Linked DNA regions of Homo sapiens: region 2 is linked to region 1. The links are chromatin loops, found by intact Hi-C in ENCODE. Cell type or tissue: CD4-positive, alpha-beta T cell. All regions are shown on one strand. Each heading gives the region's core, and the rest is flanking DNA. Links, peaks and the distances in the headings are about the cores only.

What was found. A loop is a pair of places that touch in the nucleus more often than their neighbours do. Peaks named below come from ENCODE experiments on the same cell type or tissue, not always from the same donor. Only the 100,000 strongest peaks of a DNase experiment are listed, where the experiment ranks them.
Region 2: it touches region 1 in a loop (4-fold over the local background); 4 of 110 quality-filtered maps call a loop at or near these places.

Annotation. Positions count from the first base shown.
Region 1 is chr5:172,038,985-172,041,895 of GRCh38, reverse strand. No RefSeq gene overlaps it. Among named protein-coding and RNA genes, the nearest start is that of FBXW11, 34 kb to the right of the region's middle. In CD4-positive, alpha-beta T cell, for the core only: CTCF peaks have their summits at 1,335 and 1,536 (motif pointing right); a DNase peak (open chromatin) is centred at 1,545.
Region 2 is chr5:171,483,315-171,486,225 of GRCh38, reverse strand. All of the region lies in intron 2 of LOC105377721 (a long non-coding RNA gene), which reads left to right. Among named protein-coding and RNA genes, the nearest start is that of FGF18, 65 kb to the right of the region's middle. In CD4-positive, alpha-beta T cell, for the core only: CTCF peaks have their summits at 1,433 and 1,632 (motif pointing left); a DNase peak (open chromatin) is centred at 1,645.

The DNA of each region.
Region 1 (2,911 bases), core at 105-2,604:
GCATGTTCTCTACAGACATTTAATATCATTCTCATTTAACAACAAACATTCATTGACCCCAAAAAGTTTTCACCTGTTAATGTACTGAATCCTTTCAACAATCGGAGGAAGACACCATCATTCCCATTTTATGTATTTATTATTTTTTTAGAGACAGGGTCTCCCTATCACCCAGGCTGGAGTGCAGTGGCATGATCATGGTTCACCGTAACCTCAAACTCTTGGGCTCAGATGATCCTCCCACTTTATCCTCCTGAGTAGCTAGGATTATAGGCATGAGCCACGGTGCCTGGCTTTTTTTTGTGGAGACAGGCGACAGGGCAGGGGGGATCACTATGTTGCCCAGGCTGGTCTCAAACTCCCGGCTTCAAGCAATCCTCCTGTCTCAGCCTCCCAAACAGCTGGAATTACAGGTGTGAGCCACCCCCCACCACACCAGGCTCATTCTCATTTTCTAGATGAGGAAATGGGCACTAGGCAAAGGGAAGGGTCAAGCCAGTTCTCAAAACACTGTAAGTGACGCCTATAAGGTTCAAACCTGGACCTTCTGCCAGAGGTGTTTCTGGCATACCTCCCGTGTCTCACTCAACTGCCACTTGAACTAATCAAGGGTCGTACAGATGCCTAGCCACTAGCCATCCCTGCCGTATTTAAAAGAATCTGTCTGCCATGCCTCTGAAACACGATTCAGGCTTTCTTAACTTTGGGTCCATAGACTCTTCCCACAATGGATCCATATGTAGAATTCAGGGTGTCTTGGTATCTGGATGGCAAAAGATTTGGTCTTTAGTTTTACTACAAACTGTAGTAGTATTAGCAGTAGCTGTGACTGTCACCAGTAGAAATCCCAGATATTTCATATCACATTGCAGCTGTGGTAGAGATCTCAAAATATTTTTATCACTTTGAAATTACAGTAGCTATTAGACCTATTACTAGATCTTGTTATTTAACGTGCATATGTGTATATACATCCATATATCACATTACATGGGCATATATATCACATACAAAATATATACAGGTTTTCCAGTATTTTGTTACCTGTATTCCATATGATTGGTTTCATTTGTAATCTATGTGCTTTATATTACACACTTGAAAATATTATTCTGAGAAGCCACCAGGCGCAGTGGCTCAAGCCTGTAATCCTAGCACTTTGGGAGGCCGAGTCGGGTGGATCACTTGAGGTCAGGAGTTTGAGACCAGCCTGACCAACATGGTGAAACCCCGTCTCTACTAAAAATACAAAAATTAGCCAGGCGTGGTGGCACACCTGTATTCCCAGCTACTCGGGAGGCTGAGGCATAAGAATGGCTGGAACCAGGAGGCAGAGGTTGCAGTGAGCCGAGATCGTGCCACTGCACTGAAGCCTGGGCGACAGAGCGAGACTGTCTCAAAAAATATGCATTATTCTGAGAAGGGATTCATATTCTTTGTGGAATGCCAAAGGAGTCCACGGCGCAAAAAATGATTTAGAACCCCTGTTTCTTCAGCCTTGAGTTGTCTCTGTCCCAGAAACCTTCTGACCAGCAGGGGGCAGGCCGCAGCCACAAGGTCAGTGCGGAGTTCACATTGATTACTGTCTGGGGGATACAAACAAATAAGCAGCCGGCCTGCCTGCCATTAAGGGCTAGAAAAATGATTGAGGTTCTAGTGAAAAATAATTCATGAAACTGACAAAACAACAGTGCATTAGAGGATTCTTAGGACTCGGGAAATGAGATCATTCCTCATTCGACACCTCTTAAGCACCATGTGCTGGAGATGCCGAGATGAGTAAGACACTGACACTGTCTCCTTGTCCTTGTAGGGAAACAGACCTGGAAAAGCAGAGTGTAAGTTCAGACTGACGTTGCCTGGGAGAATCAGGGAAGACTTCCCAGAGAAGGTGATGCTGAGTCTTGGAAGACAAACTAGTATGTGCCAGAACGTGTGCATTCAGAGACTGCGATATCGTTTAGGGTAAATGCTTTATGGGTCATGAGGCTGAAGAGATGGACAGGTCCAGACTAACATGCCAGGCTAAAACACTTATCTATCCCAAGGGCAGTCAGAAGAAGGGGAGTTTACTCAGGGGAAGGACAGTTGAAATCATGGCCTTAGCAATTCAAGAGACCAGCTGAAAAAGACTGAGATGAGGTTAAAAGAGTTTTTTGGCCACAGAGGTTTGAGGCTTTCAGAAGGAAAGGGAAGACTGCAGGCTCCATGAGGGGAGGAAGTAAGACTTTTTTTTTTTTTAATGGAATCAAGCTCTGTCGCCCAGGCTGGAGTGCAGTGGCGTGATCTTGGCTCACTACAACCTCCACCCCCCGGGTTCAAGCGATTCTCCTGTCTCAGCCTCCTGAGTAGCTGGAATTACAGGCATGCACCACCACCACGCCAGACTAATTTTTATATTTTTAGTAGAGACGGGGTTTCACCATGTTAGTCAGGCTGGTCTCGAACTCCTGACCTCATGATCCGCCTGCCTTGGCCTCCCAAAGTGCTGGGATTATAGGCGTGAGCTACTGTACCCGGCCGGAAGTAGGACTTTTTAGCTGACGCCTTGCTATGGTGTAAATGTCCCCTCCAAAACTCATTGAAATTTAATTGCCACTATAAGGATATTGAGAGGTGGAATCTTTAAGAGGTGATTAGGTCATGAGGGCTCTGCCCTCATGAATGGACTAATACCATTATTGCAGAAGTGAGTTAGTTATCATGGGAATGGATTCCTGATAAAAAGGATGAGTTGGCCCGACATGGTGTCTCACGTCTGTAATCCCAGCATTTTGGGAGGCTGAGGTGGGTGGATCGCCTGAAGTCAGGAGTTCAAGACCAGCCTGGCCAACATGGTGAAAACTCCATCTCTACTAAAAATACAAAAATTAGCCAGATGTGGTGGCGGACACCTGTAATCCCAGTTACT
Region 2 (2,911 bases), core at 152-2,651, 560 kb after region 1:
CACAAGCTCCAGAGTGCCTACCTTGCAGGGCTGCTGTATGGATTCAGAGTGATCATGCTGAGCCCTGGGCCTGGTCCCCACTAAGTGCTTCACACACATTATTGGTTCCCATGTCCCCAGCCCCAGCGGGACCCACCTGACAGTGTTCCCCCACTGCAGGATATGTCTTGTACATACTGCAGCTACATTTAATTCCCCCAGCATCACTGCAGAAGTCAGACAATTGCAGAGATTCGACTCCTACAAAAGAACAAGGTGAATCCCAGGTGGGACCTGGGTAGGAATTCACTGCATTACACAGAAACAGGACTTCGCATGGTACGGAGACCATATCCCCCCCTAGTGCTCCCAAGCTAGACACACAGCCAGGGGGTCATTGATTCAACTCACATGACCACAGTCTGCTCCAGGACCCAGGATCCTACCCAGGAGGGGGTTTGGGACTGCACACTACTCAGAGGTGAGAAAAGGGCCTCTTGTTTACTATGGCTTGGGGGAAAGACTGATGGAGATTTAGGGGACCCACATGTCCATCCCCCAAGCCACCCCTCGGCTGCCACTGCCTATGACAGCCGACATGTCCCAGAGTCTCTAGTCAGGGTGGAAGTCTCTTCATCAGGGATATAAGGTTCTCTGCCCAGTTGCTGAGGCCAAAGATTAAAGCATCTACCCCTGTCACCTGAGGCCTGGACCTTATCTCAAAGTCAAGGTAGCACCCACAGAGGGAGCAAGTAGTGGTCTGGGGGCTCTACCCCTAACCAGCTCTGGGCCCGTGGGCAAGTCCCTGCTCCTGTCTGGGGCTTGGAGAGGGGGGCATTCGATCAGGGCTTTTCAAACTGGCCTGGAAAGCTTCAGGCTCCTGTACCCCCACCTCCTCTGCTTCCACCCACTTTTATCTCTTAAATGTTGGGATTCTGGATAAGATTCTTCTAAAGGAGAAAAGCAGCAGAATGCAGAAGTTAAGTCACAAGCTCCAGAGGCAAAGAGACCTGGGTTCAAATGAGCAAGGTTGGGCAAGACACTTCACCTCATTGATCCTCAGTCTCCCCATCTGTAACAGAAATAATACTGGAACATACCCCCGTTTGGGTTGTTCCTAGTATTAGGGGAGATTGTGTATATAGAACTCTTGGTATTGTGTTTGCCACATGGTGAGTGCTCTATGGATGTAACCTACCATTATCATTATTTTGAAAAGCTGCCGAATTTTGTGAAGGTTTACAAACGTTTCCTTTGGTGGTCTCTGATCTCATCAATCCTAGCCTCCACCTTCAGCTCCCATCCCAGCCATCCTCCCCACTGCAGTGGCTGACTCTGGGTGCCATGAGGCCTCTGCATTGGGCCTGGGACTCCACTGCTTAGACCTGGTTGCTGGTCCCAGCTCTGTCACTGACCAGCTGGGTGGTCTTGGGTGAGTCATTTTACTTCTCCAGACCTCGGTCTTGTCATCTGTTAAGTGGGAATGATGTCACTGTATACCTTCTAGGGGTGTTGTAGGGATTAGTACAGCACCTGACACATAATAAATGCTCAATAATTGCTGTAACGATTACGTTTAGTTGGGGTAGGCCGTTTGGGTTTTATTTTTTTAATCAAGTTGTGGGGGGGTGGGCGCCCTCTAGTGGTGAAGCCCCACCTGGTGGGGGGTGCCTCAGCCTTTAGCCTGGGTGGGGAGGATAGTGAAGGAAGGACCTGTGGACTCACATATTAGACGGGGACCTTCTTGGAACCAGGGGTGTGTTCCAACCTAGGGCTACCACAGCCGACCCTGGGACCAGTGATCTGTACGCTGGCTTGGCAGGGAGGGCAGAGAAGGAAGCTCTGGCTTAGACCCCTGGGTAAACATCTCTGCAAAGAAGGAAGAGACAGTGGCCACCATAGAGAGAGAAGACAGGCATGAGAGGGTGCAGAGGCAGTTCTCATTCTCCCCTCTTCTATTGCTAGACACACCCTCACTACCATCCTCCCAGTCCATTTTACGGATGGAAAAACCGAGGCCCACAGAGGTAAAGGCGCTCTCCTGCGGTCACACAGGACATCCAAGGCAGAACGCATGCCAGCACCTGAGCTCCAGGTCCAGTGCTCTCTGCTCCACACTACAAGGTCAGCTTAGCCAAGCCAGGTGACGGGAAGCAGAGGACATTTCATTGAATCATACAGTGAAATTTCGAAGAAGGGGAAAAAAGCAGCAGGCGGAGTTCCCAGGGCTGGAGCCCTGCCCAGCTAGTCCCAGAGCTCAGGGAGGGTGGGAATGACGCAGCCTGGGCCCATAGCGGTCTCAGGAGCACCATTCGCCGGGAATCTGCAGGCAACGGCAGCCAGAAGGGCTGCAGAGGCTCTGGGAAGGACGGCTGAGCCGGCGGCGGCCCAGGCTGACTCCACAGGGACGCCAGGATTCCCTCCATCACAGAATCCAAGAGGACCCCCACCTATCCCCAACCCCCACACACACAAACACAGAGAATAGCCCAGGCCCAGCAGAGCGGACGGGCAACAGAAGCCTCCTCTGCAAGGAAGGGGTCAGCCTGGAGCAGAGAAATCCCCGCAGACCCATGAGAGGGGCGGCCACGAGCAGGAGTCCAGGCCCAGCTGTGGGCCGGGGCTGAGGCCGAGGGTTGGAGGCTGTGGACACGGCCAGCTCCCTTCCCTACTCAGACAGGCTCCCTTCCTGTCCTCCAACCTGGGAGGCCTTGCCTGCTATGTGTCCGAAAAGCTTTCTCACGAGTTATAGCTCAGCTGAGACTCACAATGCCTCTGTCGGATCATCCCAACCTACAGGCGAGGAAGCTGAGGCTCCATGCGAGGAAGGGGCTGCAGGCTTTCAGAGCCATTCCCACCCAGCATGACTGTCTGACATCACCCCCTTTGACATCCTGAGATCTGCAGCATTAGGCCAGGGGAAGGAGGGCAT